2 separate regions of the Homo sapiens genome follow, and region 1 is linked to region 2. Evidence: read pairs that join two places in POLR2A ChIA-PET (ENCODE). Cell type or tissue: PC-9. All regions are shown on one strand. Each heading gives the region's core, and the rest is flanking DNA. Links, peaks and the distances in the headings are about the cores only. Region 1 overlaps HEMK1 (HemK methyltransferase 1, mitochondrial release factors N(5)-glutamine). Region 2 overlaps DCAF1 (DDB1 and CUL4 associated factor 1).

Region 1 (10,771 bases), core at 1,712-9,711, 890 kb after region 2:
GCATAGAGCTGGTCTCACTGTGGCGCAGGCCCCGGGGGGAGTGCCTGTGCTGTCAGGAAGAGGGGGTGCTGGTTTGAGGGCCGCCACTGCAGTTCTGCTAGGTCTGCTTCCTGCCCAGGAAGGTGCCTGCACATGAGAGGAGAGAAATACACGTCTGATAAGACTTCATGAAATAATAATTATAGCAAAGAACAGTTTGGTGGTCTTTTCTCTTCCACTGATTTTTCTGTAATGACATTATACCTTTATTACCTCTTTATTTTATTACCTCTATAATAAAATGATACCTTTCATGTACAGAGCCCTCAATGGGGCCGATTTTCAGTTGTGTACACAGTGTGTCCCCTTTGATCTTGTTATCATTAGCCCCCATTTGATATTTGGGCTAGCGGAGAGGCCCAGAAATTCTATGTGGCTGAGCAGTCCCTGCTGGGGACTCATTAAGGAGTGGAGGAGACAGGGAGCAGCCTCTCCTCTCATCTCCCCTGGGTCCCCTTGGGAAATGGGAGCTAGGAGACAAAGGCCAGTTAGACTGCCTGCAGGGTGACTGCCCTGGCCACTGCCAGGCGAGGGCTCGGGGGAGGGTGGCAGAGGTGCATCAGCCCTGAGAGATGTGTAAACAAGAAATGCCAACTCCAAATCGCAAGTGGAGAATACCCAGGGAGAGAGAGCTGTGGACTACTCCTGGGGTCAGTGTCTTGAGATGAGGAAACTAGTAGTCAGAGAAGTCAGGGCTGGTTCTCCCAGGAAGAAGGTACAGTGAGTGCAAAGGCACCAAGGCATGACTGGGAGGCACGTGTTCCTGACACACAGAACTGAAGAGGGCTTGCTCTGTGCAGTGGGGCAGGGCAATTGAATCGGGGTAGGGGCCAGTGAGCTGGCAGAGTCTGACCTGGGGCGGAGGTGTCCGGGTTCTAGTCCAGACTGGTTGGGATTGGGGGATCCTTTCTTCTCTCTCAGGGTTCAGCACACCAAAAGTGTGTGGAAGAGCAATTTCAATGAAAACACCCTCCATTACCGGACAGTCTGACTTTGGAACACTATCTGTTGAGATCTTCCTGTGTCCCGAAGTTTTCCGCACCTTTGCTTGAGGGCCCCACAGGAAAGCTTCTCTAAAGCTTTCTAACCTTTATTCTGGAAACAATCCTAACCTTCCTGTTGTCTTAGCCCTCAAGCAATTAGAAGTCTTAGAGTAGAAGAGACACTTGTTGGCAGGTTGAGAGCAAGGAGGGGTGAGGAGTGACAGGCTGATTACAGGGAGGGGTAAGGACGAGGATAGACAGCAAGAACCATGGAGTTCACACAGGACCCTGGGGACATGGAGGCAGTCATGGCAAAGAATAGGTCTGACGTTAGGTGAGAGTGAGCAAGAGGTGGGTGATGGAGGGAGGGCTGTCTTTCCTGGATGTGGTGCCCAGACCCAGGTGGCCAGCCACGTGCCTTCCCTGTTACTGGCGGCGGCCTGAGCGCTTGGCTGTCTGTAGGGCCAGATGGCACGCTTCCTCCAGGTCACCATGACCCAGCCAGGGGTATTTACAGTTCCTCATTCCTTCAGTCTGAATTTCAGCTGCTTCATTGCTTCCAGAATGCCTGAGGTAACCCCTCTGTCTGCTTCACCCCTAGATTTGAGTCACCTAGCGGATGGGTAGTGGATACAGAGGGGCCAGTGTCAAGCTGTTCCTCACCTGGTGCTGCAGCCTGGACAGAAAGCTGCTGTGGCTAGAGGAAGCACAGAAAACTGCTTTGTACACAGAGAGAAATGTCTCAAGGTGCCTGCCAGGTGCTGGGCATGGGGCGAGGGCTTGCACCTCATGTAGCACTCACCACAACTTTGGGAGTGAAGTCCAAATATTACCCACGCTACACAGATGAGGAAACCGAGGCTCAGAGCAGGGAAGGGGCTGACCACGGCCACTCAACAAGTGGGGCTCAGGGCAGAGCTAACCCTGGGGGGTCCTGACTGACCTTTTGTCCCCCGGATTACTACATGAGATGGGGAGGACAGGGATGGTGGCTTCCAGGCAAGTTGCTCTTGGATGCTGTTTTCTATCTCCTGGTATCCCTGCCTGCTGAGAGCTCTTGGCCACTGGCCTGGCCACCAAGGTCCTGTTCTCTTCACCCTGGCCTCAGCTCAAGCCAGGGCCCGGCTCCTGTCTGGGGAGGGGCTGCCAGCTACTTCTGACCCCCAACAGGTTCCAGGTTCCATCTTCTTTTCTTGTTTCCCTGCCAGGGCAGTGAATGATGCCTGCCCAGACCCCAATCAGAGACTCAGCCTAACAGATGCTGAAGATCCTCTGGCCAACGTGATCACCACTGTGTGGTCCTGGCCTAGTAAAAGGGGCACACATGTTGACACTAGCCAGGAACAAAGGGATGAGCCTTCTGGTGGGTGCAAGGACCCTGCACAACATACAAACAGTAACGAAGGTCACACTTTATCATTAAGTCCTCCACCAGCACATGTGCTCCAAAGGCACCAACTGGGCCAGACTCCATCTAGGTCCTGGAGACAGCAGGGAACAAGACAGACACGGTCCCCATACTCATTGGGCTCGTGGGCTAGCGGGAGAGACAGAGAGTGAACTAGTGAACAAATGGGTGCATAGGACAAGCTTTGAGAGTGTAAAGAAAGAAAAGCAGTGGGGGTGGGAAGAGTAACTTTGGGAATGGGGACACCCTGCAGCTGGGAGGGCGTTGGGGATAGCTCTGCAGCTTTGGGTGGCACTGAGCCTGGAGACCCAGGCAATGAGCAGGAGCTGGCCATGCAGACAACTTGCAGAAGGGATGTCCCAGGTGAAAGGAACTACAAGTGCAGTGGCCCTGAGGCAGAGACCTAGAGCCCAGAATGGCTGCCCAGGAGGGGTGGGAAGGGCAAAGGAAGCAGGTGGATTTTATTTGAGGATGGCAAAGCACCTCTTCAGAGCCTAGCAGGGGAGTGCTGTGATCTGACCCTCATTTCTAAGGGAGGTATCTGTACTCATGAGGGCCTGGAGGCAAGAGGCCAGAAAGAAGGATCTGGAGGGTAGAGTGTGGGAGCGGGGGCAGAAAGAGGTGAGGGCAGCAACTCTGTGACTCTGGGTTGGGTTCCTACCCCACTAGCAGAGGTTGTCCTCATCTACAGCTGAAGAGGGAAGGCCTCAGAGAGGGGTGGTGAGAGGCAGAGCCAGAGTTCACATCCTGATTCCAGACATTGTTTGGAATAACCACTGCTCTATTCTGCCTCCAAGGGTCTGGCTTGCTAAAGCCTAGGCACCCACAGGTTCAGAAGGCATGCAGGAGGATGGGGAGATTCAGGAGGGCTTTCTGGAGGAGGGGGTCTGGGGGCTGGGCCCTAGAGGATTCTGCCTCCAGGTGGGAAATGGGTTTGGAGATTGATCCTGTGTGGCGTCCCTCCCTGGATTCACAAGCCTCCCTCTGGAACAACCTTCGGACAGAAATGCTGCTAAGCCATCTAGGTATTTCTTGTTGCCCCCAAGGAGTGTTTGCTGGATACCACCCCCCTTCCAGACATACCACTGGGGTATCATTGGTGCCAGTGTGTACATCTCACTAGGTCCCTGCACCTAGGCTGGACTTTTAATCTACTGACTGAGCAAATCTCTCCTGGCCAAGGCTGGACACACAGCTGAGTGGGGCTGGGGTCCATGACTAGGCCCACCTCACTCTCAGATGGGGACCCTCCCGTCCTGCACGGTTGCCCACAGTGAAGTGGAAGGCGAGGGGCCGGGGGCCTAAAGGCCTAGAGGCCTGACTACGAAGGCAGGAAGACTCAGGGTCTGTGCATAGGACATCCCAGACTTCTCCAGCTCTCATAAAGGCCCTCTTCCTCCAGGAGAAGTAGGCCCTGTGCAAGCCTGGGCAGCCTTTGACACCAACCTGCTAGACCAGTTTTAAGATAAAGTAGACTTGAGCTTTGCCGGAAATTCAACAGCCTCTCATGGTGGATGTGTCCTCCCTATCCCTCCCTGGCTCCCGTGGACCACCCAAGGGGTCACTCCAAGAGTCACTCTGGGGCAGCAGGCTGGAGTTCCCACGTCTGAGACTCAAGCTAGAGGAGGTCCCTGGAGGTTTGATTTTGGTCAGAATGCAGACCTCAGAGTGGTTGGAGAGTGGCTGGGCCTGGATGCTGGGGAATGGGGAGTGAATGGAAACCGATGCTCATCTCTGAGCAGGAGGAGACACAGCAGGCCCAGGGAAGGGGAGCTTTTCTGATGTGGTCAAAGCTTCCTGCTCAGTGGAAAGAGAGTTGCTTCCATGGCCCGGGCCTCATTAAAACAGGCAGGGCCTCTGAGGGCTATGGGAACCTAGGATTGCCATGACTCCTCCAGGCAGCCCTCCAGGACTGTCTCACCCACACAGACCCTACTAGTGAGATGCTTGCGCTGGCACCGATGATGCCCTGATGACATGCCTGGTGGGGAGGGTGGTATCCAGCAAATGCTCCTCAGGCAGAGTCCTGCTCCAGGGACTCTCCCCACACCCAGCACCCATGAGCCAGATGGGGCCCTTCCTGTCACCAGAGCTGGGCTCCTCCACCAGAGGTGGGGATTGCACTCATAGTCCAGACTGGGCCAAAGCTCTGTTCTTCAAAGTGCCTCTCAGCCCTCAGCCTCCTCCCAGGAAGCACTTCACTGCTCCCACCCCCACCAGCCCCACATCAGTGACATCACTTGTGTGTGTGTGTGTGTGTGTGTGTGTGTGTGTGTGTGTGTGTGTGTGTGTGTGTGTGTGCGCGCGCACGCGCGCACGCATGCTTGTGCTGACCTTTCCACTTGGCCAACATTCCTTTGTTTTTCTCAGCTCCTTCCAGTGGATGGCTGTGGGAGGAGGAGCTGCTGGGAGAGTAGGTTCTCAGGAAACATTTCCCCCAAAGCCCCAGGGACACGGAGCCCACGAGACATGAGAAAATGAGGCTTAACCAGGAGGAGAGGTGTTCCAAGGGCAGTTTGAGGGGTGTGGGTGAGAGAAAAGGAGAGATCCTGGCAGAGATCACTGTTAACCCAGGTGTGTGCATGCCTGCGGGGGCGTGCTCCCGGGCATCCTTGCCAGATCAGCACCATCAGCCTGGCACCTAGTGGGCAAGCTGAGCTTATAAGGGCAGGCAAAGCTGGGTGGCCCTAGGAAGTTGCTGCATCTCGCCAGGACATATATGGCTCAAAGTAGGCCAGGGTCCTGGGTTTGCTGTTGTGGGATCAATTCACTTTCTCTCCTACCCAGAGGTGCCTGGTTGGGAGCTGTGGGCTTTGGGGGCAGGAGCACCTCCTCCCAGCACCTTGACAATCACCCCCTTTCTCTTCTGGGTCTCAGTGAGTAACTAGGGTGGGTGCTAGCTTCCAGAGGATCCCTGGGCCTTGTGTAGGGCAGAGAAGGCCTGGCGTGGGCACCCCCCACCCCCAGCCTGGGTGAGGTGTTTTCGCCAGAATTGCAGCAGCTGGGGCTGGAGGCCTCTTCCCAGGAAGAGCAGAGCGCCGCTTCCAAGAACTCAGAGGAGGCCGCAGGCGGGAGGGGGAGCGGGGGAGTTAATTTTAAACCACACTGCCTTCAACGCTTCTCAGGAACTGGTTGCTCAACGTGATCTGGCAGGTCCCAGGCGGCTGGGCAGGCCTGGTGCCAGCTCAGAAGTGGCGGGTGGAGGACACGCCCCAGGGGGAGGCCTGGTGACCTTGAGGGAAGTAGGGCCCTGTCCTTGACCACTTACCAGGGCCTGTCCCTCATTCACCCGACCCAACTTTGCTGGGGGGTGTGAGGTGGGGTAATTTATTCAGTTCTAACCAGGAAAGGTAAAATTATAACAGGATTAATAACACAAGTGTCATGGCCTTCCAAGGGCCCCAAGACGATCCCATCCCCCTTCCCTGCTCAGAACCTGCCTGTCCTGCACCCTGGCCTGTCCTCTGGAGGTTATCTGATGAGGGCCTATTCTGAGGGTAAGGCCTGTGCTGATTCTCTATGGGATGGGACCCTGGTGCCAGGCTAGTGGGGGGAGTAGAGTCGGGGGGTGGAGGGTGGCATGTGGCAAGCTGGTGGAAGTTCTGGACCAAGGGAATGAGCCTCCTTCTTGTGCAGGGAGAACTCATGGGCCCGCACCCCATGGTTGACTGCAGTCAAAGCACCTGCATTTCACCGACCTCCTGTTGGAGGTGTTGACCACCCTAGTGTGGCCAACCACTCCCGGCTGACAGCCTAGGCCCACCTCCCAATGTTTGGTCCATGGAATGTTCTACCTGCAGAGGCACCTCCCAGTGCACCCCCTTCCCCCACTACCCCCACTGGCTGCCCTCTGAGACCCCAGCAGTCTGGGCAGAGCAGGTCTCAAGTTCTAGGAAAGGATCCTAAGCAAATGCTGCCAAGAGCTGCAGTTCTTGGAACCAGCACTGCAGGGCGAGGGGACACTTCCTGGAACCTGCTGGCCCTTCCAGGGAGTGAGGCTCAGAGGACAGCCAGTGACCTGGGGTAAGTGGGGGGAGAGGGTACTGAGCCCTTAGCTTCGGTCTCTGCCTCCAGGAAGCCCTCCCTGACTGCAGGTGCCTCCTTAGACTCCTCCATCCCGGTGCTGGATCTGGCATGACCTCTGAAGTGCCCGGTGTCCAGCCTGGCAGAGTGGACGACGAGAAACAGGTGTTAGTAGAGAAAAAAAGGGCATGTGTACCTATGGAGGCAGCGTGTGGGTGTGGGTCCACAGTGAAAGCAGGAGGTTAGACAGGAGTGTCCTGCCTAGGCCAGTGAGCAGCCGGGGGTGTGAAGCACCAAGGGAGAGTAGGAGGGAAAACAAGGTGGGGTCAGCAGTGCCAGGCCCTGCTCACTGAGCCCCCTTTGCTGGTGGGCAGCCTCTGGCTCTAGTCACTCCTTCAGGACAGCCTTGTCTCACCCACACTTCCCTGTCCCACAGCAGGGGGCCCAGGCCCCAGCTTCAGCATCAAGCCACCCAGGACATGCATCTGGCCTTTTGGAAAATAGCCTGGAGAATGCAGAGGAGAGGCTGCAGTGAGTGGGCACTGACAACTGTCTGGGACTGGGTTGAAGTCTGGCCACATTTCAAGGGAATGGCCATGAGTGTTCCCATCACAGGATCCCAGGAGCAGCATTGTTAGAGCAGGGGCCTGGAAGTATGGCTGAGGGTGCTGAGTGAGCAGGTCAGGGTCACATAGCTGGGAGGCACTAGGACAACCTTTTAACCACTCATGACCCCTTTACCTTCAGAATGGAGAACCTCCCCTGGCCAAGGCTGGACGGGGTGTCGGCAAGAACTTGCCTCTCTCCTCCCACCCTCAGGTCACTCCTTGGCCCTCACTGAGCACAGCGCCAAGCGTGCTACCCATCCACCCCAATGTCACAGAGAAGATGGGGACAATGCTGGCGTTAAGAAGGGCTAGGACCCAGTGGGTGGGTGGCAGCTGTGAGGTGGGGCTATGGCAGAGAGGTCCTCCCTCCCCTGTAGGAGGGCAGTGGGGCAGCCCAAGGACACAGGTCATTGCTGTGCTTGTACTCTGCAGTGGCCAGTTCTCAGAAGCTACCTGGGGCAGCTGGCAGTGGGTGGGAGTGCTGCATTCTCTGTCACTTAGAGGCCTTGATGCCTGCACCCAGGTCAGGCTGGCTGTGGCTGGAAAGAACCTGCTGTGGATGAAGTTGACCTGGGACCCACGTGACCTGAGTGAAAAGAGCTATGGGTTTGCAGGGGACACCGGTGCCCTGCTGCAGGTGGTTCTAGAGCTAGGTATCCTGCATCGTGACTTGAGCAAGTCATGAACCCACTCTGAGCCTCAGTTTCCCACTCTGTTTTTGGTGTTTGGTTTGGTTTGGTTTTGAGACAGGGTCTCACCCTGTTGCCCAGGCTGGAGTCCAGTGGCACAATCTCGGCTCACTGCAGCCTCTACCTCCTGAGCTCAAGCGATCCTCCCACCTCAGTCTCCCAAGTAGCTGAGACTACAGGTGTGTGCCACCACACCCCACTAATTTTTTGTACAGATCTAGTTTCACCATGTTGCCCAGGCTGGTCTGAACTCCTGGGCTCAAGCAATTCTCCTCCCTCGGCCTCCCAAAGCACTGGGATTACAGGCGTGAGCCACTGCACCGGGCCTCCACCTCTACTTTGGGGACAATGTTATCACTTGCCTTATGGAATCGTTGTAAGGAGGAAATGTGTAGACTTGGTGATTTTTGTTTCTCCTCGGAGTCTTCCCCTGGATCCCAACTCACCCCTCCAGCTCCCACTTCACCATGAGCCCATGGAGACATGAGCCCCAGAAGAGCTCTTTCTCTGGTCTCTATTGCAGCAAGAAGTACCTGTGGGCACACTGGAGCATAGGCCTTGATGTTTGCAGTGCTCCAGGCAAAAGGACAAGTGGAGGCTCACATACCAGAATCTAAATATTAAACAACCATAAATCAAGCTGCTAATGAAATGTGTTCTATCCTCCTACTGAACAAATAAGCTTTCATAGGAGTAAAAACATCTGTAAATCTACAGTTTTTATATATCTGAAAGTCAGCAGATATCCAAAATGATGAAACTTAGTAATTATCACTCATGTCCAGGTGTTCAGTGACCTGAGGTTTAAGTGAGAGAATGAAGACTTGCCTGATGCCTAAGATATTCTGTATTTATTCTGTAACATTGATTCTCCTCGTCTTTAGTCTAGTAAAATGATTGATTATGTTGTTACAGTCAAGACTTCTACACTATTACTGTTCTTTTCATAGTAATGATTAAAAAGATTAAAATAAGGCTGGGCATGGTGGCTCACACATGTAATCCCAGAGCTTTGAGAAACCAAAGTGACAGGATTGCTTGAGGCAGGAGTTCAAGTTTACAGTAAGCTATGACTATACTACTGTACTCCAGACTGGGCAACAGAGCAAGACCCTGTCTATAAAAAAAATAATAATTTTTAAAAAGACTAAAATAAAATATTGGCCAGGTGTGGTGGCTCACACCTGTAATCCCAGCACTTTGGGAGGCCAAGGCAGGTGGATCACCTGAGGTCAGGAGTTCAAGACCAGCCTGGCCAACATGGTGAAACCTCATCTCTACTAAAAATACAAAAATTAGCCAGGCATGGTGGCACACACCTGTAATCCCAGCTACTTGGGAGGCTGAGGCAGGAGAATTTCTTGAACCCAGGAGGCAGAGGTTGCAGTGAGCCGAGATCCACACCATTGCACTCCAGCCTGGGTGACAAGAGTGAAACTCCATCTCAAAAAAATAAATTAATTAATTAAATAATGAAATAAAATATTACATTCAAAGAACACAAAAATATGTTAAATTAAATGAGATATGTCAAAATTTCAAAAGATGATATAGTCCAAAAAGTTATTGTTATTTTAAAATTAATTTAATTATTATTATTATTTTTTGAGACAGGGTCTCACTCTTTTGCCCAGGCTGAAGTGCAGTGGTGTAATCTTGGCTCTCTGTAGCCTTGACCTCCTGGGCTTAAGTGATCCTCCCACCTTAGCCTCCCAAGTAGCTGGTACTACAGATGTGTGCCACCACACTCCACTAATTTTTTTGTATTTTTTGTACAGATGGAGTTTTGCCATGTTTCCCAGGCTACTCTCAAACTCCTGGGCTCAAGGGATTCTCCTGCCTCAGCTTCTCAATGCGCTGGGACTTCAGATGTAAGCCACTGTGCCTGGCCTTAATTTTAATTATTTTTTTTGGCGGGGGGGTCTTGCTGTGTCACCCAGGCTAGAGCGCAGTGGTGTGATCATAGCTCAGTGACACCTCAAACTCCTGGGCTCAAGGGATCCTCCCACCTCGGCCTCCCCAAGTAGCTGGGACGACAGGCACCCACCAGCACACCTGGCTAATTTTTGTATTTTTTATAGAGATAGGGTTTCACCACATTGCTCAGGCTGGTCTTGAACTCCTGAGCTCAAGCGATCCACCCATTTCAGCCTCCCAAAGTGCTGAGATTACAGGCGTTAGCCACCACACCCAGCCTAAAAAGTTATTTTTAAAATAATCAAAATCACTTAGTAAAATTGAGGCAAAACAAACTATAAGTTATACTTGTATTAAAATTTAAATTAAGATTTAAAACTAAAATTTTACTTAACTTTTTGAAATTGTTATTAAATATTGCTAAATGTTTTTATGAAAAGAAATCTTAGCAGAGTGTGGTGGCTCACACTTGTAATCCCAGCACTTTGGGAGGCCAAAGTGGGAGGATCGCTTGAGTCCATGAGTTTGAGACCAATCTGGGCAACATAGTGAGACCCTTTCTCTACAAAAAATATTTTAAAAATTAGCCACACATGGCAGTGCATGTCTGTAGTTCAGCTACTTGGGAGGCTGAGGCCAAAGGATCACTTAAGCCCAGGATTTCGAGGCTGCAGTGAGCCATGATTGTGCCACTACACTCCAGCCTGGGTGACAGAGCAAAACTCTTCTCAAAAAGAAACAGAGAGAAGAAAAGAAATCTTCACTATTCACAGTTAAATTCTCTGTGAAGGCTGAAGTAGTGTTTGCTCTGCAGTTAGCAAAAGCACAACCTCCATGCATTGCCCTAGAACCTGAACGGTGCTATCATGACAGTGGGTGTTTGGGTTTGTCTCACACTGCATCAGCACTGAGTGTCAAATCAGTGGTTTGACAAAATGGGAATGCACATGAATTCTTTAATCAATTTATTGGAAATTGATCACTTGTATGTTTGTGATACACTCTAAGGAACAGGCCACAGGCAGATTAGAAGAGAGTGGTAACAGACAAAGCACAATTTCCAGTAAGTGATATTGGAGCAATTTGGAAGGAAAAAAAAGTGCA
Region 2 (10,771 bases), core at 1,099-9,098:
TGGGCATAACAAGGTGAAGATGACTGTTTTCTTTGCTCTTGTTGTGCAAGCTGGAGTGCAGTGGCGCGATCTCGGCTCACTGCAACCTCTGTCTCCTGGGTTCAAGCGATTCTGCTGCCTCAGCCTCCGGAGCAGCTGGGATTACAGGCGTGTGCCACCATGCCTGGCTAATTTTGTTGGTATTTTTAGTAGAGATGCGGTTTCACCATGTTGGCCAGGTGGTCTCGAACTCCTGACCTTGTGATCTGCCGGCCTCGGCCTCCCAAGGTGCTGGGATTACAGGCGTGAGCCACTGCGCCCGGCCTAATTTTGTATTTTTAGTAGAGACAGGGTTTCTCCATATTAGTCAGGCTGGTCTCGAACTCCCAACCTCAGGTGATCTGCCTGCCTTGGCCTCCTAAAGTGCTGAGATTACAGGTGTGAGCCACTGTGCCCGGCCTTTTTTTTTTTTCCTTGAGACAAGGTCTCGCACTTTTGCTCTGGCTGGAGTACAGTGGTGCAGTTATGGCTCACTGCAGCCTCCACCTCCTAGGCTCAAGCAGTTCTCTTGCTTCAGCCTCCCCAGGTAGCTGGGACTACAGGTTGCAGTGAGCCAAGATTGTGTCCCTGCACTCCCGCCTGGGCAGCAGAGCGAGATTCCGTCTCACAAAACAAAAAACAAACACAAAAAAACGAACATTGAAGTAAGTACTACTACTACTGATTTTTAAATTTTTTTCATAGAGGCAGGATTTCACCATGTTGTCCAGGCTGGTCTCAAACTCCTGGGCTCAAGCGATCTGCCCACCTAGGTTTTCCAAAGTGCTGGGATTACAGGTGTGAGCCACCACACTCAGTTGCTGACTGCTTTCATTGATACTATGTTAATTCACATTGCTATTATTAGTTAAGTCTGTTACAAGTTTATATTTTCCTTTATTTAGTCTGTTACAAGTTTATATTTTCCTTTATTTATGTATTTAAATAATAAAGACAAGGTCTTACTGTTACCCAGGCTGGTCTCAAACCCCTGGGCTCAAGTGATCCTCCTACCTCAGCCTTCCAAAGTGCTGGGATTACAAGTGTGAGCCACCACGCCTTGCCTTTATATTTTTTTATTCTTTATTATTCTTAATATTTTTTTTGAGATGGAGTTTTGCTCTTGTCGCCCAGGCTGGAGTGCAGTGGTGCAATCTCGGCTCACTGCAACTTCTGCCTCCCGGGTTCAAGCGATTCTCCTGCCTCAGCCTCCCGAGTGGCTGGGATTGCAGGCGCCTGCTGCCACGTCCGGCTAATTTTTTGTATTTTTAGTAGAGACAGGGTTTCATCATGTTGGCCAGGCTGGTCTCGAGCTCCTGACCTCAGATGATACACCCGCATTGGCCTCCCAAAGTGCAGGGATTACAGGCGTGAGCCACCACGCCTGGCCTATTTTTTATTTTTTTAAATAATAGAGACAAGGTCTCACTAAGGTTTATATTTTCCTTGGGCAAATGGTTATTCCCAAAGTTATAATTATCTTCAGGCATAGATTAGTTGGAAGTTCTGAAAATGATACCAGAAGTATATATGTATATGTTTCTAAGTTGAACTCTAAAATTTTAGTGTTTTAGGCCAGGCATGGTGGCTCATGTCTACAATCCTAGCACTTTGGAAGGCCAAGTGGAGAGGATTGCTTGAGCCCAGCAATTTGAGACCAGCCTGGGTAACATAGTGAGACCCTGTCTCTACAAAATAATAAAAATTAAAAAATTTTAAAAATATAAAATTTTAGTGTTTTAATGCCCTTGAATTAATCTTTATTAGAGGTAGTGTTTTTTAAAAAATCATGTCTTTATGTGCTCTAGTAGGCTAACTGCTTAAGTTATCTAAGAAGCAGTCTCTTCTGGATCATTTCTTTTCTCATTAAAAAATTGTGGTAAATTTACGTAGCATAAAATTAACGACTACCCATTTTGAAGTGTACAAATCAGTGGCGTTTGTAGATTCACAGTGTTGTGCAACCATTATCTCTTTCTAGTTCTAGAATATTTTTATCACCTTAAAAGGAAACCTCGGCCGGGCGCGGTGGCTCACACCTGTAATCCCAGCACTTTGGGAGGCTGAGGCGGGTGGATCACGAGGTCAGGAGATTGAGACCATCCTGGGTAACACGGTGAAACCCCGTCTGTACTACAAATACAAAAAAGTAGCCGGGTGTGGTGGCCGGTGCCTGTAGTCCCAGCTACTCGGGAGGCTGAAGCAGGAGAATGGCATGAACCCGGGAGGCGGAGCTTGCAGTGAGCCGAGATCCTGCCACTGCACTCCAGTCTCTGGGCGACAGAGTGAGACTCCATCTCAAAAAAAAAAAAAAAAGGAAACCTCATACCCATTTAGCAGTCACTGCCCATTTTCCCCTTTCCTCAAGTCCTTGGCAACTACTAGTTAGCTTTCTGTATATTGATTTACCTATTTCAACTTTTTTTTTTTTTTTGAGACGGAATCTCGCTCTGTCGCCCAGGCTGGAGTGCAGTGGCGCAATCTTGGCTCACTGCAACCTCCGCCTCCCAGGTTCAAGCGATGCTTCTGCCTCAGCCTCCTGAGTAGCTAGGACTACAGGCGCATGCCACCACGCCCGGCTAATTTTTGTACTTTCAGTAGAGACGGGGGTTTCACCATGTTGGCCAGGCTGGTCTCGAACTGTTGACCTCATGATCCACCCGCCTTGGCCTCCCAAAGTGCTGGGGTTACAGGTGTGAGCCACCATGCCCAGCCTTCAATGTTTTATATAAATAGAATCATACAATATGTGCCCTTTTGTGTCTGCTTTCTTATTGTTTTCAAGGTTTTTCCACATCTGTAGCATGTTACTACTTCATTCATTTCTATGACTGAATATTCCATTGTATGCATATACCACATTTTGTTTATCTCTTCATCTGATGATGGACTTTTGGGTTGTTTCTACTTTTTGGCTATTGTGAATAATGCTACCAAGAACATTTGTGTATAAGTCTTTGTTTGAATTCCTTTTTTTTTTCCCCTGAGATGGAGTTTTGCGCTCATTGCCCAGGCTGGAGTGCAATGGCGTAATCTTGGCTCACTTCAACCTCTGCCTTCTGAGTTCAAGCGGTTCTCCTGCCTCAGCCTCCCCAGTAGCTAGGATTACAGGCATGTGCCACCATGCCTGGTTAATTTTGTATTTTTAGTAGAGATGGGGTTTCTCCATGTTGGTCAGGCTGGTCTTAAACTCCCGACCTCAGGAGATCTGCCCGCCTTGGCCTCCCAAAGTGCTGGGATTAGAGGTGTGAGCCACCACACCCAGCCTTGTTTTCAGTTCTTTTGGGTATATATCTAGTAGTGAAATTGCTGGGTCGTATAGTAATTCTACATGTGACTTAAAAAAAAAAACCTGCAACTTTTTGAGAGAGTCCCAAACTGTTTTTTATAACTACTATACCCTTTTACATTTCTTTTATTTATTTATTTATTTTTTTGAGAGGGAGTCTTGCTCTGTCACCCAGGATGGAGTGCAGTGGCGCGATCTCGGCTCACTGCAAGCTCCACCTCCCGGGTTCACGCCATTCTCCTGCCTCAGTCTCCCGAGTAGGTGGGACTACTGGTGCCTGCCACCACGCCCAGCTAATTTTTTGTATTTTTAGTAGAGATGGGGTTTCACCATGTTAGCCAGGATGGTCTCTGTCTCCTGACCTCGCGATCCGCCTGCCTCGGCCTCCCAAAGTGCTGAGATTGCAAGCATGAGCCACCGCGCCCGGGGCCACCCTTTTACATTTCTACAAGCAATATGTGTTCCAGTTTCTTCACATGCTTGCTAATGCTTATATTTTCTCATTTCTTAAACTACAGTCATGTTAGTAGGTGAGAAATGATATCTCATTATGGTTTTGATTTGCAGTTCCTAGTGACTGATGTTGAGTATCTTTCATGCGTTTCTTGGCCTTTTTTTTGTTTTTAAGACAAAGTCTCACTCCTTTTGCCCAGGCCGGTGTGCATTGGGGTAATCTCGGCTGACTGCAACCTCCGTCCCCTCCGAGTTCAAGTGATTCTCCTGCCTCAACCTCCCGAGTAGCTGGGATTACAGGTACCTGCCACCATGCCCAGCTCTTTTTTGTATTTTTAGTAGAGATGGGGTTTCAACTTGTTGGCCATACTCGTCTCAAACTCCTGACCTCAGATGATCTGCCTAAAGTATTGGGATTATAGGCATGAGCCACAGCACTCGGCCCATTTTCGCATATACTGTGAGGCAAAGATCCAACTTCGCTGTTTTGTGGGATAATATCCAATTGTCTCACTACTTTTTTTTTTTTTTTGAGACGGGTCTTGCTCTGTCACCAGGCTAGAGTGCAGTGGTGCAGTCTCGGCTCACTGCAACTTCCGCCTCCCGCAGGTTCAAGCGATTCCCCTCCCTCAGCCCCCCCGAGTAGCTGGGACTACCAGTGTGTGCCACCACACCTGGCCAATTTCTTGTATTTTAGTAGAGATGGGGTTTCACCATGTTGGCTAGGATGGTCTTGATCTCCTGACCTCGTGATCTGCCCACCTCGGCCTCCCACAGTGCTGGGATAACAGGCGTGAGCCACTGTGCCAAGTCTCATCAGTACTTTTTTGTTTGTTTGTTTTTTGAGATGGAGTCTTGCTCTGTCGCCCAGGCTGGAGGGCAGTGGCGCTGTCTCAGCTCACTGCAACCTCCGCCTCCTGGATTCAAGCAGTTCTCCTGCCTCAGCCCCCCTGAGTAGCTGGGGTTACAGGCGCGCCACCATGCCTGGCTAATTTTTGTATTTTAGTAGAGATGGGGTTTCACAATGTTGGCCAGTCTGGTCTCGAACTCCTGCTCAAGTTATCTGCCTGTCTTGGCCTCCCAAAGTGCAGGGATTACAGGCATGAGCCACTGCACCTGGGCAGCACTACTTATTGAAATTACTTTTTTCCTATTGAATGGTCTTGGTACCCTTGTTGAAAATTGATCATAGATGTGAGTGCTTATTGCTGGATTATCAATTCTATTGTATTTGTCTCTGTGTTGATCCTTATGTCAGTGCCATGCTGTTCCATTTACTATAGTTTTGTAGCAAGTTTTGAAATCAGAAGTGTGATTTTTCCAACTTTTTTTTTTTTTTTTGGAGACATAGTCTCGCTCTGTTGCCTTGCTGGAGTGCAGTGGCGCAATCTTGGCTCACTGCAGCCTCCGTCTCCTAGGTTCAAGCGGTTCTCCTGCCTCAGCTGTCCCAGTAGCTGGGATTACAGGTGCGTGCCAACACGCCCAGCTAATTTTTGTATTTTTACTGGGGATGGGGTTTCACCATATTGGCCAGAATGGTCTCGATCTCTTGACCTTGTGATCCACCTGCCTCGACCTCCCAAAGTGCTGGGATTACAGGTGTGAGCCACTGCGCCTGACCCCGACTTTGTTTTTTTTTTTTTTTTTTCCAAGATTGTTGTGCCTATTCAGGTTTCCTTGCAATTACATACGAATTTTAGAATCAGCATGTCCATTTCTGCAAAAGATGTCATTGGGTTGTTTTTGTTGTTGTTGTTTTTTGAGACAGAGTCTCTCTCTGTTGCTCCCAGGCTGGAGTGCAGTGGCACGATCTCGGCTTACTGCAACCTCTGCCTCTTGGGTTCAAGTGGTTCTCTTGCCTCATTCTCCCAGATAGCCGGGATTACAGGCGTCTGCCACCATGGTCAGCTAATGTTTTGTATTTTTAGTAGAGATGGGGTTTCACCATGTTGGCCAGGCTGGTGTTGAACTCTTGAACTCAGGTGATCCACCCATCTTGGCCTCCCAAAGTGCTGGGATTACAGGCGTGAGCCACCATGCCTGGTTTGTCATTGGGATTTTGATAGCGATTGCATTTTATTTGTAGACCACGTTGGAATGTATTACCATCTTGATACTAACCCTTCTAATCCATGAACACAGAATGTCTTTTTGTTTATTTAGGTTATTTAAAATTTAGGTCATCATGAATTGACTCCAGCAATGTTTTGTAGTTTTCAGCATACAAGTCTTGTGTTTGTGCCTTTTTTGTTGTTGTTGAGACAGGGTCCCGCTATGTCTTCAATGCTAGAGTGCAGTGGTGCGATCTTGGTTCACTGCAGCCTCAACTTACTGGGCTCAGGTGATTCTCCCACCTCAGCCTACCGAGTAGCTGGGAGTACAGGTGCATACCTGGTACAGGTGCACACCATGCCTGGCTAATTTTTTGCCTTTTTTGTAAAGACTAGGTTTTGCCATGTTGCCCCAGCTGGACTTGAATTCCTGAGCTCAAGCAATCCACCCACCTTGGCCTCCTAAAGTTCTGGGATTAACAGGTGTGAGCCACCCTTCCCGGCCTTGTGCCTTTTAAATTAAATTTGTTTCTAATTATTTTATTATTTTTGGTGCTATTGTAAATGAAATTGTTCTCTTCATTTACTTTCATATTGTTTTTTGGCTAGTGTATAGCAGTACAACTGATTTTTGTGTGTTGCTCTTGTACCTTGCAACTTTGCTGAATTCATTTATTCTAATAATTTTTATGTGGATTCTTTAGGATTTTCTGTATACAGGATTATGTCATCTAGGAATAAAGATAATTTTACTTCTTCCTTTTCAACTTGGATACCATCTATCTATCTATCTATCTATCTATATACACACACACACACACACACATGCATACACACTTTTTTTTTTTTTTTGAGACAGAGTCTTACCTGTCACCCAGGCTGGATTGCACTGGTGCAATCTTGGCTCACTGCAACCTCTGCCTCCTGGATTCAAGCTGTTCTCCTGCCTCAGCCTCCCCCGAAGCTGGGATTACAGGTGTACACCACCATGCCCAGCTAAATTTTGTATTTTTAGTAGAGATGCGGTTTCACCATGTTGGCCAGGCTGATCTCGAACTCCTGACCTCTTGATCCACCCGCTTTGGCCTCCCAAAGTTCTGAAATTACAGGCATGAGCCACCTTGCCCAGCCTATATTTCTTTTTCTTGCCTAATTACTCTGCCTAGGACCCTAGTAGAGTGTGGTTTTTTTGTTTTGTTTTTTGAGACAGAGTCTCACTCTGTTGCCCAGGCTGGACTGCAGTGGCACAATCTTGTGGCTCATTGCAACGTCTGCCTCTTCGATTCAAGCAATTCTCATGCCTCAGCCTACTGAATACCTGGGATTACAGGTGTGCCCCATCATGCCCTGCTAATTTTTTATTTTTACTGGAGACGAGATTTCACCATGTTGGCCAGGCTGGTCTCAAACTCCTGTTCTCAAGTGATCTATCTGCCTTGGCCTCCCAAAGCGCCGGGATTACAGGTGTGAGCCACCACGCCAGGCGGAGGACTCCAGTACAGTGTTTTAATAGAAATGGCAAAGGCAGACATTGTTGTCTGGTTTCCGATTTTTGGGGCAAAGCTTTCAGTCTTTCACCATGGAGTGTAGTGTTGTTCATAATCCCCTTTATCATGTTCTAGAAGGTCTCTTCCGTTCCTAGTTTATTGAGTGTTACTCCCCCTGCCCCACCCGAGACGGAGTCTCGCCCTGTCGCGCAGACTGGAATGCAGTGGTGCTATCTTGGCTTACTGCAACCTCCGCCTCCCAGGTTCAAGCAATTCTCCTACCTCAGCCTCCTGAGTAGCTGGGATTACAGGCGCACACCACCACGCCCGGATAATTTTTTTTTTTTGTAGACGGAGTTTTGCTCTGTCACCTAGGCTGGAGTGCAGTGGCGCGATCTTGGCTCACTGCAACCTCTGCCTCCTGTGTTCAAGCGATTCTCCTGCCTCACCCTCCCAAGTAGCTGGAATTACAGGTGCGTGCCACCATGCCCGGCTAATTTTTGTGTTTTTAGTAGAGACGGGGTTTCGCCATGTTGGCCAGGGTAGTCTGGAACCCCTGACCTCAGGTGATCTGCCTGCCTTGGCCTCCCAAACTGCTGGCGTGAGCCACCGTGCCAGGCCTAATTTTTGTATTTTTAGTAGAGACAGGGTTTCACCATGTTGGCCAGGCTGGTCTCGAACTCCTGACCTCATGATCCACCCGCCTTGGCCTCCCAAAGTGCTGGGATTACAGGCGTGAGCCATGTGCCTGGCCTTAATTTTCTTAATATGCTGTTGGATTCTGTTTGCTAGTATTTTGTTGAGGATTTTTATGTCTGCAGTCATAAAGGACATCAGGCTGTAGCTTTCTTTTCTTGTGATATCTTTATTTGGCTTTGGTATCAGTAATGATGGTTTCATGGAATGAATTAGGAAGTATCTTTCCTCTTCAGGTTTTGGAGAAGTTTGAGAAGGATTGGTGTTAATTCTTCTTTAAATGTTTGGTAGGCCTGGTGCAGTGGTTCATGCCTGTAATACCAGCATTTTGGGATGCCGAGGCAGGCGGGTTGTGTGAGGTCAGGAGTTCAAGACCAGCCTGGCCAACATGGTGAAACCCCGTCTCTACTAAAAGTACAAAAATTAGCCGGGCATGATGGCGCGTGCCTGTAGCCCCAGCTATTCGGGAAGCTGAGGCAGGAGAATCGCTTGAACCCAGGAGGTGGAGGTTGCAGTGAGTCAAGATCACGCCTCTGCACTCCAGTCTGGGCGACAGAGCAAGACTCCGTCTCCAAATAAATAAATAAATAAATAAATAAATAAATAGTTTGGTAGGCTGGGCGTGGTGGTTTGTCCCTGTAATCCTAGCACTTTGGGAGGCTGAGGCAGGAAGATTGCTTGAGCCCAGGAGTTCACGACCAGCCTAGGCAACATAGGAGGGGGACCCTGTCTTTAAAAAAGAAAAAAAGGGAGAGGAAAGAGGAGAGAGAGAGAGAAAGAGGAGAGAAGAAAAAGGAAGAAAGAATTGGTTAAATTGTTGCCACATTCTACCAGCCTGGCTAGTACTCTTCAAGATTGTCAAGGTCATGTAAAACAAAAACAAATCCCCAAACTATCTATCATAGACCAGAGGACAGTAGATAGACATGACAGCTGAATGCAGTGTATCCTAGATGAGATCATGGAACAAAGCACATGATTTGAAAAATGGTGAAATCTGAATCAGGTCTGGAGTTTAGTTAATAATAATGTAACAATGTTGGTTTCTTAATTTTGACAGTGTACCACTATAATATGGTAACATGAGGGAAAACTGAACTGGGTGAGAGGTATGTGGGAACACTGTGTACTATCTTTGCAGCTTTTCTGTAAATCTAAAATTACTCCACATAAAAAGTTTGTTTTGGCTGGGCACAGTGGCTCACGCCTGTAATCCCAGCACTTTAGGAAGCTGAGGTGGGCGGATCACGCGGTCAAGAGATCGAGACCAGACTGGCCAACATGGTGAAACCCTGTCTCTACTAAAAATACAAAAATTAGCTGGGTGTGGTGGTGTGCGCCTGTAATCCCAGCTACTTGGGAGTCTGAGGTGGGAGAATCGCTCGCTTGAATCCGGGATGTGGAGGTTATAGTGAGCTGAGATTGTGCCACTGCACTCCAGCCTGGCGACAGAGTGTGACTCTGTCTTAAAAAAAAAAAGAAAAGAAAAGAAAAAAAGTTTGTTTTAAAAATATATTTATCGAGGCCAAGCACAGTGGCTCATGCCTGTAATCCCAGCACTTTGGGAGGCCGAGGCAGGCGGATCATGAGGTCAGGAGTTCGAGACCAGCCTGGCCAATATGGTGAAACTCTATCTCTACTAAAAATACAAAAATTAGCCGGGCATGCTGGCGTGTATCTGTAGTCCCAGCTACTCGGGAGACTGAGGCAGAAGAATCACTTGAACCTGGGAGATGGAGGTCGCAGTGAGCCGAGATCGTGCCACTGCACTCCAGCCTGGGTGACAGAGCAAGATGCCATCTCAAAAAAATAAAAATAAAAATAACAACGTATGTATAGTTAGTAGATAGCAGTAAAATATGCAACCTGAGTTTTCTCAGGTTGAAGTCAGAAGTCCATATTAGTCTGTCACACCTACAGCATTTCCTTTTTGTGGCTTTGGTTAGAAAGTCTGAAAATATGGCGGGGTGTGGTGGCTCACACCTGTTGTCTCAGCACTTTGGGGGGCTAAGGCAGGAGGATCACCTGAGGTCAGGAGTTTGAGGCCAGCCTGGGCAACAGTGAGACCCCACCTGAACAAATAATAAAAATAAAAATAAGCTGGGCATGGCAACACATACTGTAATCTCAGCTACTCTGGAGGCTGAGGTGGGAGGATCACTTGAGCCCAGGTGGTTGAGGCTGCAGTGAGCTGGGACCGCGCTACTGCACTCAAGCCTGGGAGGCAGAGTGAGATCCTTAAAAAAAAAAAAAAAAAAAAAGAATCTGCCGGGTGTGGTTTTCACAGCTGTAATCCCAGCACTTTGGGAGGCCAAGGCAGGCAGATCATGAGGTCAGGAGATTGAGACCATCCTGGCTAACACGGTGAAAGCCCGTCTCTCCTAAAAATACAAAAAATTTGCTGGCGTGGTGGTACAAGCATGTAGTCCCAGCTACTTGGGAGGCTGAGGCAGGAAAATCGCTTGAACCCAGCAGGTAGACGTTACAGTGAGCCGAGATGGCGCCACTGCGCTCCAGCCTGGCGACAAAGCAAAACTCTGCCTCAAAAAAAAAAAAAAAAAAAAAAAAATAAATAATCTTTTTGATTTTGTTCAATTTTTGGGGTAGGGCAGGTATTTTCCTTTGGAGTTATGTGTAATCCAGGTGACATGAATCACTACTATTGGAATTGCATCTACTTGATTAAAACATAAATATTTGCATTTTATAATACAATGCAATAATGCAATGCAATAATGATATCATCTTTTACATGTATTTCTTTTGGTTTTATGGTA

The links. Peaks named below come from ENCODE experiments on the same cell type or tissue, not always from the same donor. Only the 100,000 strongest peaks of a DNase experiment are listed, where the experiment ranks them.
Region 1: POLR2A ChIA-PET joins it to region 2 with 31 read pairs; 8 of 35 experiments call an interaction of 5 or more read pairs at or near these places.

The regions. Positions count from the first base shown.
Region 1 is chr3:50,596,015-50,606,785 of GRCh38, reverse strand. HEMK1 (HemK methyltransferase 1, mitochondrial release factors N(5)-glutamine) reads right to left here. Exons shown (of 11, transcript NM_016173.5): 11 at 10,620-10,771. CISH (cytokine inducible SH2 containing protein) reads left to right here. Exons shown (of 3, transcript NM_145071.4): 3 at 1-297. Among named protein-coding and RNA genes, the nearest start is that of CISH, 10 kb to the left of the region's middle. RefSeq lists a silencer at 1,487-1,536 and an enhancer at 4,059-7,739. In PC-9, for the core only: no CTCF peak of the experiment used is centred there; DNase peaks (open chromatin) are centred at 3,855 and 5,565; H3K27ac peaks cover 349 bases.
Region 2 is chr3:51,485,678-51,496,448 of GRCh38, reverse strand. All of the region lies in intron 2 of DCAF1 (DDB1 and CUL4 associated factor 1), which reads left to right. Among named protein-coding and RNA genes, the nearest start is that of DCAF1, 9.0 kb to the left of the region's middle. In PC-9, for the core only: no CTCF peak of the experiment used is centred there; no DNase peak of the experiment used is centred there.